Linked DNA regions of Homo sapiens: region 1 is linked to region 2. Evidence: chromatin contacts called from ENCODE Hi-C or POLR2A ChIA-PET data. All regions are on one chromosome and are shown on one strand. Each heading gives the region's core, a stretch centred on a gene start or an enhancer-like site at or near the end of the contact. The rest is flanking DNA. Distances are from core to core; before and after follow the strand shown. Region 1 has its middle 60 kb from the start of RNF152. Region 2 overlaps LOC124904314 (a long non-coding RNA gene).

Region 1 (4,998 bases), core at 975-3,474, 370 kb after region 2:
GAGCCAAATCATGACGGGAGTCTGACCTCGGCTCTCCTAGCTCATCCCTGGGCAGCCCCAAAGCCTGTCCTTCTCCCTGTCTCTCTCACCCGTGAGGGCAGCTCTCTGATTTGATATGGGCTTTCAGTTATTAGGTTTCACTCTGGGTGTGTCTAACAATACTAGGATGCTATCGGTTTATTAGGCATTGGAATTGGGATGCTTAAGCAAAACAGGGAGAAACGTGGAGACATCTTTGGCCAAGCTCAGATGCAAAACTGTATTGAGAGATAAGCACTATTACGGGTTTCCTCTTCAGTGTGGTGACATTTTTAAATGGGAGCAGAGGAATTTTTTCCATTTGTTTCCTTCTATTAACAACATCCCTTATAACATTCCTGAGATCTCAGGGAAACGGTCACCCATGTTTTAGTTTTGTCTCATACTATATAAATTAGAAGCAAAGTAAATTTCTGCATGTGTACTCCCCTGAGACCAGACAATGTTCCCTGAAACCTGGCATGCACCTTCAGAGCCCTGGCACTGGGTGTGAATTTCAAAACCATATTTTTCTCTCCAAATAATTGTCCTTGTCCATGCTCAGTCAGGTGTTTCCTCACATAAATCCCTAGGCTTCAATTAAAATCCAAACAGAAAGGAACTGCTACTCATTTTTTAACCATTTAAATAGAATAGCTTTCTGCATCCACATTAATTCTTTTTATAGGCTATGAAGGGTCTATATGTACTATGATTTCTTTATTTGTATTAGAGTTTTATATTTGCAAAAATAATTTATGTTGTTTAATTCATCAGCCCTTATGGTACCTTTGAAAGAGCAGAATTATACTCCCATTTCAGAGGCAAAAAAGTACAAATCAAGGTCATGTCTGAGAAAGCCTTTAAGAACTCAAGGATTACGTTTCCAGTTTGTGTCTTCGTTTGTAAGTTTTTCCAAATCCTTTGGTTCCATGACCACTGTCTTCCCATCAGCCACCCAAAACATTGTTGGGAATGTCCTTCACTGTGACTCCGTGGATGCCAAAGGAGCAGTGATCCTACAGAAAGTCCAGTGTTCCTTCATGTGGCCCTTGAGGTTCCTGGAGAGAAAACCCTGGAATGCTTCAGGGTTTCAACTGTTGGAAACTCTTCCTGCTTTTCATTCCTCTAATTGCTTACAGTCCCTAAAACCTCAAACGCTTATTTCTTTTTGTCCCCTAATGGTTCTCATAACAGCAGCAGTGGACCAGAGCTGTCTAGTTGTAAGAATAAAAATTTTCTGGATCCAGGGCTGGAATTGTTAGGGAGGACTGTGGTGACGCATTCTGCATTTCCTTTTTTGGAAACAGAGTCTAGCTCTGTCTCCCAGGCTAGAGTGCAGTGGCGCGATCTTGGCTTACTGAAGCCTCCACCTCCCGGGTTCAAGCGATTCTCCTGCCTCAGCCTCCAGAGTAGCTGGGATTACAGGAGCTCACCACCATGCCCAGCTAGTTGGTTCAGGGTTTTCCATGGTGATTGGCCCCATCTCCGGCACTACCCCAATGTAGTTACACTGCTGTCAGCAACACATTCAGTAGGTCAGAGTTTTAGGGCCTCCTTCAATGTCAAAAGCCAATTCTTTTTGCCACTTACCTATTACCCAGGAAAATGAAAGGATTCATGCTGCTTACTGTTTCTTCTGTATGGTTAAATGTAAGAGACATGGGGCATTTGCTTGGAGACACATGGACATTTATTTCAACTTCAGGATGTCGCTGAGTTCCACTGAAAACATTCTCTTGGGGTGAATTAAAAAAAAAAAAACCCTTCCAGGGTTGTTGATGCTAACATTACAATGGCCTTAAACATGCTACAGTTCCTGGACTAAGGAGGATCTTACCAATGCTACTCAGGCATGACATTGCCTTAGACAGCCAATCACCTTGTTTCCTAATTAGATAAGGGCCTACACATTATTTTGTGAGAGAGAGACCAAAATTCTATCAGCCATAAAGTAGGCTGGAGAAATCCCAAATCCTTTTTCTACCTTGTCACTTCGTTGCAAGACATTACCTACCGCTATTCCAATCACTAATTGGTGCTTTCTGCTATACAACAAATGAGCTAAAACTTCTGAGTTGGTTTCATTTCCTTTAAATTCTGCTCATTACTAAGAAGTACCAAACCTCAAGCTTATTAAAACCAGAGTGTGGGCTGCTTATCACCAGGGGCTATGTCCTTTCACTGTAAGAGAACTCAATTTGCATCTTCTGGGATTTTCCCTCACCTCCTCCGGGGAGCTTAAGCGAGTCTCCGCAAGCCTCACTGGAGGCCTTGTTACAGTCAGCTCACCAGAGACAGGGAGCAGACAGCATTTTTACCCACGGATCCATGAATCATCACCACCACACATTCTCAGCAGCAAAACTGGGCTTTCCACTACCTGAGGCTGTCTCTTAAATACAAACAATTCTCCACTCATAAACAGTGCCTTTTCAAGCAATTGTTAGAAATGCGGAATGTGGCTGAGCTAGGTGGCTCATGCCTGTAATCCCAGCACTTTGGGAGGCTGAGGCGGGTGGATCACCCGAGGTCAGGCATTCGAGATCAGCCTGGCCAACATAACAAAACCCCATCTCTACTAAAAATACAAAAATTAACCGGGCGTGGTAGCAGATGCCTGTAATCCCAGCTACTCGGGAGGCTGAGGCAGAAGAATTGCTTGAACCTGGGAGGCGGAGCTTGCAGTGAGCCAAGATCGTGCCACTGCACTCCAGCCTGGGAGACAGAGTGAGACTCCACCTCAAAAAAAGAAAAGAAAGGAAGGAAGGAAGGAAGGAAGGAAGGAAGGAAGGAAGGAAGGAAGGAAGGAAGGAAGAGGGAAGGAAGGAAGGAAGGAAAGAGAGAGAGAGAAAGAAAGAAAGAAAGAAAGAAAGAAAGAAAGAAAGAAAGAAAGAAAGAAAGAAAGAAAGAAAGAAAGAGAAAGAAATGCAGAATGCATCACCACAGTCCTCCCTAACAATTCTGGCTCTGGATCCAGAAAATTCTTATTCTTACAACTAGACAGCTCTGGTCCACTGCTGCTGTTGTGAGAACCATTAGGGGACAAAAACATAAATAAGCATTTGAGGTTTTGGAGACTGTAAGCAATTAGAGGAATGAAAAGCAGGAAGAGTTTCCGGCAGTTGAAACCAGGAGAGAAGCAGCAGTGAGAAATATTCTGCCTGCACACTGAATGACTGGATGGGCCAACATGATCCTCTCTCACTCTGCCTAGAAATATTCACGCTCTGTTGTTAACCTGTTGTAAAGAAGCTGCTCCCCCTCGCACCTGGGACACCCTGCACATGTCCACATAAGTCCTGCAGGCAGAGGAGACTTGAGTCGCAGCTCCTCTGAGCCTGCAGAGCTACTTACGGCCCTCCCTGGAAGGCCCTCTCCCCTTCCCTGCCTGTCTCTTCTGGGAGGCTGTTAGAAGGTTAATTCCCATCATATCCCAGGTTGTGAAGAAGAATGAGGTTTCCTTCCTTGCCCTCTTGAGAAAAAAAAACTGCAGATGATGAACCTGCTTAGCTGCCGTCTAAGACTGGGCTCTTGGCAACAGGGTTCCTCCCAACTCAAGCTGCTGTCATGGTTCCTCCTGCCTTGGTGTCCTGCTCTGTCACATGTGGGAAAAGGACCGTGGGGAACTGGCACTTTGGTGGGTCTTTCCTTTCTCTCTAGGTAAGCAATACACTGAGAGTGTCTCATTGCACTTTTACCGTCCAATCAGTCAGAACTTGGCCTTAACGGCTCCTGTGCCTGACACATGTTGGTTATTTAAGATCCATTTCGGTAAGAGGTAATTCTTTTGAAAATCCAAATAATTATAGGACCACCATGGTTAACTTTTTGGCAGGAAGAGGAGCAGTTCATAGAGCCCTCTGTGCACACTTTCCCTCAGAAAAACATAACTGCACAAATATTTGTATACATTTTGTAGAAGGGTATATACATACTCCATGGACCTCAGGCAGAAACCTCTGCTGTCAAGGGATTTAGGTCCAACCAATTACTCAAGCCATGAAATAAAATAGTATTATCAGATTGATGTTCTCTTATTTATGAGGCACCATGCTAAGCAGTTGAGTTGCAGCAATGGACAAAGACTGCCTGTCCTCATGGAACATATGACTGGCCTTCCCAGTGCAAAAGGCAGACACTAATCATACAGTCGCAGACATCAACACAAAGTGCAGCTGCAGGAAGTCAACAGGAGGGGTGCATGGTACCATGAGGGCTTACAGGAGGATCTGAACCAGCCAGAGAGACCAGAAAAGCATGCCCTAAGAAAATGTGATTGAGCTGAAAGCGGGAGGGTGGCAAAAGCAGAGAGGGCCACATGTGCCAAGGTCCTGTGGCAGATGGCACCAGGGAATCTGCTGGAAGGGGGCCCATGTGGCTGGGTTTCAGGGAGCAAGGGACAGTGTGGATGAGAAAAGGCAGGAGAGGTGTGTGAGGGGCAGCCACACAGGGCCTTCCGAGCCTCAGTAAAGGATTCTCCATGCTGCGAGAAAAAATGAGAGGACTTTCAGCTAGAGGCAGGTGGGTGGGCGTGCTGACCTGATTTGATTTGTGTTTGAAGCTGGGACTGCAGCACGGAGGATGAGCTAGATGGGGCTGGAGCAGACATGGGAGAGCCCCATGGTGCCCTATGCTGGGAGATCAGGTGTGAGATTAGGGAACTGTTAGAGTTGGAGGGAAGGGACAGATTTAAGAGCTATTTCTAAATATTTAAAAATTTTTAATTACTGTGGATACATAGTAGTTGTACATATTCATGGGGTGCATGTGATATTTTGCTACAAGCATACAAGGTATAATGATCAAATGTGGGTAAGTGGGGTATCTACCACCTCAAGCATTTATCACTTCTTTGTGTTAGTAACATTCCAATTCCACTTTTTCAGTTACTTTAAAATACATAATAAATTATTGTTAACTCCAGTTGCCCTATTGTGCAACTAAACACTAGATTTATTCCTTCTATCTAACTGTATT
Region 2 (4,540 bases), core at 783-3,282:
CCCCAGATGGCAGGAATATTGCAGTGGGGAGAAATGGAAGCCAAGAACATACAATATTATATGACTAAAGAAAAAGGTACATGGAAGATTGTAGACATTCCAATAAAAAGTTTGTGCAACATGGTATTTAGTGGGATGTTTTTTCCTGTTGTCTTGGAAACGTGGTAGCTCCTCAGTGAAGCTGAAACTGAACACAGCTCCTAAACAACCACAAACACCAGCTATGACAGCAACACCACTACAGTGGAGCCCATCACCGCAGAAGGACCAGAAGTGGCCAGGGTAAGGCTGGGGCAGACATACTTCACTAATCTGCAGCAGAGGGTCCCTCAAGATTCCTCTTTCTGCTCCCTTCTCCTTTCCCCTTCCCCTGCACCCCACCTTCCTTTGCTCAAACAAGAAGCCACATCTACAACAGTGACTTTCTTTCTTTTTTTTTCTTTTAAAGACAAGGTCTCGCTCTGTCACCCAGGCTGGAGTGCAATGATACAATCACAGCTCACTGCAGCCTCCATCTCCAGAGCTCAAGAGATCCTCCTGCCTCAGCCTCCTGAGTAGCAGGGACCACAAGTGCATGTCCACCACCCCTGGCTAAAACAATGACTTTCAAACTTCTCTAAGCATGACCCACAGTAAATGTTTTACATTATGACACGATTCACACAATTCCAGGCAGCTGACATCTATTATCACATTTATTTTCACACACACACACACACACATACACACACACCTGAAACAGCTTTTTGAGGAAATCATACTCTATTACTTGGAATGTACTTTGTAATTTGTATTCCATTCTACTCCTTTAAAGAAAAATAAAGATTGTGACTTTCTAAATTGATATTATGAGCCAGCAATGGCTTGTGACTTGCATTTTGGAGAAACCAGCCTAGGACAATATGGGAAGGGCATGGGTCTCACACACACACACACACACACACACACACACACACAGAGCCAGGTCCATGGCTCCAGCCTCACCTGAGGAAAAAAGCTGTGCAAGGAGTTTAAACAAAATTTTAAATAATGGGGCTGGGCGTGGTGACTCACGCCTGTAATCCCAGCACTTTTGGAGGCCGAGGCAGGTGGGTCACCTGAGGTCAGGAGTTCAAGAGTAGCCTGGCCAACATAATGAAATCCCGTTCTCTACTAAAAATACAAAAATTACCCAGGCGTGGTGGTGCACACCTGTAGTCTCAGTTACTTGGGAAGCTGAGGCAGGAGAATTGTTTGAACCCGGGAAGCGGAGGCTGCAGTGAGCAGAGATCCTGCCACTGAACTTCAGCCTGGGCGACAGTGAGTTTCTGCCTCAAAAAAATAAAAGCAAAGAGTGTAATAAATGATATTTAAAAAAAAATTTTCTGAATAATGAACAGGACTGAAATGAAATTGCTCTAATACCCCAAACAAAAGGCTGGCTGTTTTCAAGGGACTTGCTCCCCCACTGGGAAGTCGTCACAGTGGGAGGGGGTGGTAGAGTCCAGTTCGAGCCTGTTCTAAAACACACACACACACAAACACACACACATTTTATGTCCCTACTCCCAATTTTGAGGCCCCGAATTAAAGTTGGATGGGGCAACACCATGAAGGCCACTGCAGGATCATGCAAAAAAAAAAGACACACTGGGGAAAGGAAAGTGCGCCCCTCAAACACTAGGCAAACACTGGAGAAGGAAGGACCTTTGGGTCAGCAATAAGAAAGCCGTCCCCCTCAGTCAGCACAAAAGCTCGCCCCCAGGGAGAAACAGGAAGATCCTTAGCTCTTCTTTTCCTTCCCCAGCGCCCATCATCCTCCCTCCTGAGAAAACGGAAGAAAGGGTAGCACAGCAGCCGAAAGGAGTTTGGGTTTGCTTTGCTTCCATCTGCGGACAAGGCTCTTTGCAGAGAAAACCCAGCCTCCCGGTGCCCGGGCCCCGCAGGCAGTCTCTCTTTCGGCCACCAGAGGGCGCTCTCCTCCTCCCCAGCCTCCAGCCACACCTGGCCGAGGGGCGTCCTTGCCCCACTCCTGCAGCCCAGAAGCGCACTCACTGCACAGCCGCGGAACCTGCAAGACGGGCCACAGGCACGCCCCGCTGCCAGCCGCTTAGCTTTTTAAAACAAGCCAGCATAGATGTTCACAATTATTCTCCCCTCAACGGTGGACACTGTCAGGTCAGCAATCCCTAGGAAGCTCCCGGGAGCGCTGTCGGAAGACTTTGCCAGAGCTCAGACTCATCGGGAGGGGGAAATCGGTTCTCTGGCTGCCCCTGGCAGCGGGGCTCCCCCACCCCAGGCTTAAAATAGGGATGAAACTCTTTGACATCGAAGGACACAGGGTCCCTTCCCACTGACGTCCGTTGTGGCGCTGAGGGACCCAGGAGAGCAACAGGGCTTCCAGATCGGAGACATCACCAAAGAGGGAACGCAGCCACTTTTATTTTTGCCTTGACAATTATTAAAATACGCAGAGGAAGGAAACTATTCAGGCTGGCTCTGTACAAGGCAATCATTCCCAAATTGCACCAAATTGGCTGCTCCCCAAAGTCCGTGTGTTCTCCCCACACCCTCATATAAACACACACACCCACCAACACCCTGTGTTATTTGTCTTCAATGAGTTAGAAAGAAGACTTTAAGATAAGGCAGGGTGAAACTCTGACAGCTAGTACCCAAAACTCCCCCTCAACATTAATGGGAGACTTGCTTGTATGTTTTTGCCCCCTAAGGGTAACTGATTCCCATGACTTTGCTTTAGCCAAGGGAATGAAGTGGCTTTTGGGGTAGAAACAGCCTAACCTTACACAAACTTTGAGATAAACAAGCACTATCACAGCACATAAAAACGAAAACTACCAGCAGGTTAAAATTATCCCTATGAAGAAAAAGGAATTTCACGTTATGAAAGTTTTTTTTTTTTAATAATCTGCTAAGTACACACTAATACCCAAAACAGGCCTTAAACAGTCTGAAGGATGCTTGAGCTAAAATCTTATAAATTGCCCTGGAATATTTGTCAAACCACCTGCCCAGAACATACTGTATGTATTCATAGTGCTGTCAAACAAGTGGACTACCATCATTGGATGAGTGGTTTGTCAGCCAGAGGCTGGCTCAGACAGACCATACGTAAAGGTTTCTAACCCTAATTTTTCCCTTTAGTGATTGAGCCTGGACCCATTGTTTGGGATACTTGTGGGGACATGGACTGCATTCTGTCTTATATTGCAGATGCTAAAGAAAACATCTTTCCAGTCCCCCCTTCCCACAGCAGAACACCATGGATTAAATCTGAAACAGTATAAGTGTTCACATCTGGAAAATTGAGCTGAATCTGTCTGGAGACATCTGTATGGATCCTTTGGACTAGTATGAAAAACGATGATTTCTGTGTTTTCTATAGTGGTTTCCACCCTCATGCTAAGGTTTACATTTCTGAAATCACACCACAGCCACCCATTTTAAGGAAGTAGGAGGTTAGAAACATTAAGGAAATTAAGATTGGAGGACAAAGATTATGTGATAGTTAATCTTATATGTCAACTTGGCTAGGCTATAATGCCTTGTTGTTTGGCCACACACTAGACTAGATGTTGCTGTGAAAGTATTTTGTAGATGTGATTAACATTTACAGTTGATTTTGAGTAAAGGAGATTACCCTCAATCATATGGGTGGGCCTTTTCCAATCAGGTGAAGGCCTTAACAGCGAAGACTGAGGCTTATCAAAGAAGGAGGAATTCTGCCTCAAGACTTGCAACATCAGCTCTTCCCTGAGTTTGAGTGCTGGTCTGCTGTAAGATTTCAGATTTTAGCTTGGCATGGTGGCACACTGCTGTAATCCCAGCTACTCAGGAGGCTGAGGCAGGAGAATCACTTGAACCCAGGAGGCGGAGGTTGCAGTGAGCCGAGATGGCGCCACTGCACTCCAGCCTGGGAGACAGAGCGAGACTTGGTAAGAAGGAAGGAAGAAAGGAAGGAAGGGAGGAAGGGAGGGAGGGAGGGGAGGAAGGGGGGGGAGAGAGAGAGAGAGAGAGAGAGAGAGAGAGAGAGAGAGAGAGAAAGGGAGAGATTTCAGGTTTGCCAGCTCCCACAATGGTGTGAGCCAATTCTTTAAAATAATTCTCTCTCTCTCTCTCTCTCTCTCTCTCTCTCTCTGTGTGTGTGTGTGTGTGTGTGTGTGTGTGTGTGTCCTATTGGTTTGGTTTCTATGGAGAATATTGATTGATACAGATTTCAAGTGGGAATCTATTTTATTTTGTACATGTTATAAGTCAAAATAACGATGTGAGGTTAAGTGCTGCCATTCTACATGATATTCACATATCCCAGATTTCTGATTTTGTTTAGGTGCCTAGACCCTCCTTAATACCCCATGTGACACACTGGAAGCTGGCCTGACCCCCAGCCATAGGTGTGATCCTGATTGGTCTAAGGGTGAGCCATCCCCTTCCCAATGATTGGCTCAGGGGAGGGGTCATGTGATTTAGTAAAGACCAATGACTTTACTAAATGACTTTTAGTAAATGACTAAATGACTTTTAGTAAAGACTAAGGTTT

The links. A loop is a pair of places that touch in the nucleus more often than their neighbours do. ChIA-PET counts read pairs that join two places held with the same protein, here RNA polymerase II (POLR2A). Pooled maps may share reads with other maps.
Region 1: a pooled map shows a loop between it and region 2 (4-fold over the local background). The contact joins two enhancer-like sites. A Hi-C loop is called at or near these places in 3 of 50 pooled maps. POLR2A ChIA-PET finds 5 or more read pairs at or near these places in 2 of 52 experiments (BJ and HEK293).

Annotation. Positions count from the first base shown.
Region 1 is chr18:61,950,172-61,955,169 of GRCh38, forward strand. No RefSeq gene overlaps it. Among named protein-coding and RNA genes, the nearest start is that of RNF152, 60 kb to the left of the region's middle. Within about 2 kb of position 2,225, at least 4 of the 41 ENCODE cell types and tissues checked have a DNase peak (open chromatin) inside an H3K27ac peak, as active enhancers do.
Region 2 is chr18:61,580,084-61,584,623 of GRCh38, forward strand. The region is part of intron 5 of LOC124904314 (a long non-coding RNA gene); the gene reads right to left. Among named protein-coding and RNA genes, the nearest start is that of LINC01544, 170 kb to the right of the region's middle. Within about 2 kb of position 2,033, at least 13 of the 41 ENCODE cell types and tissues checked have a DNase peak (open chromatin) inside an H3K27ac peak, as active enhancers do.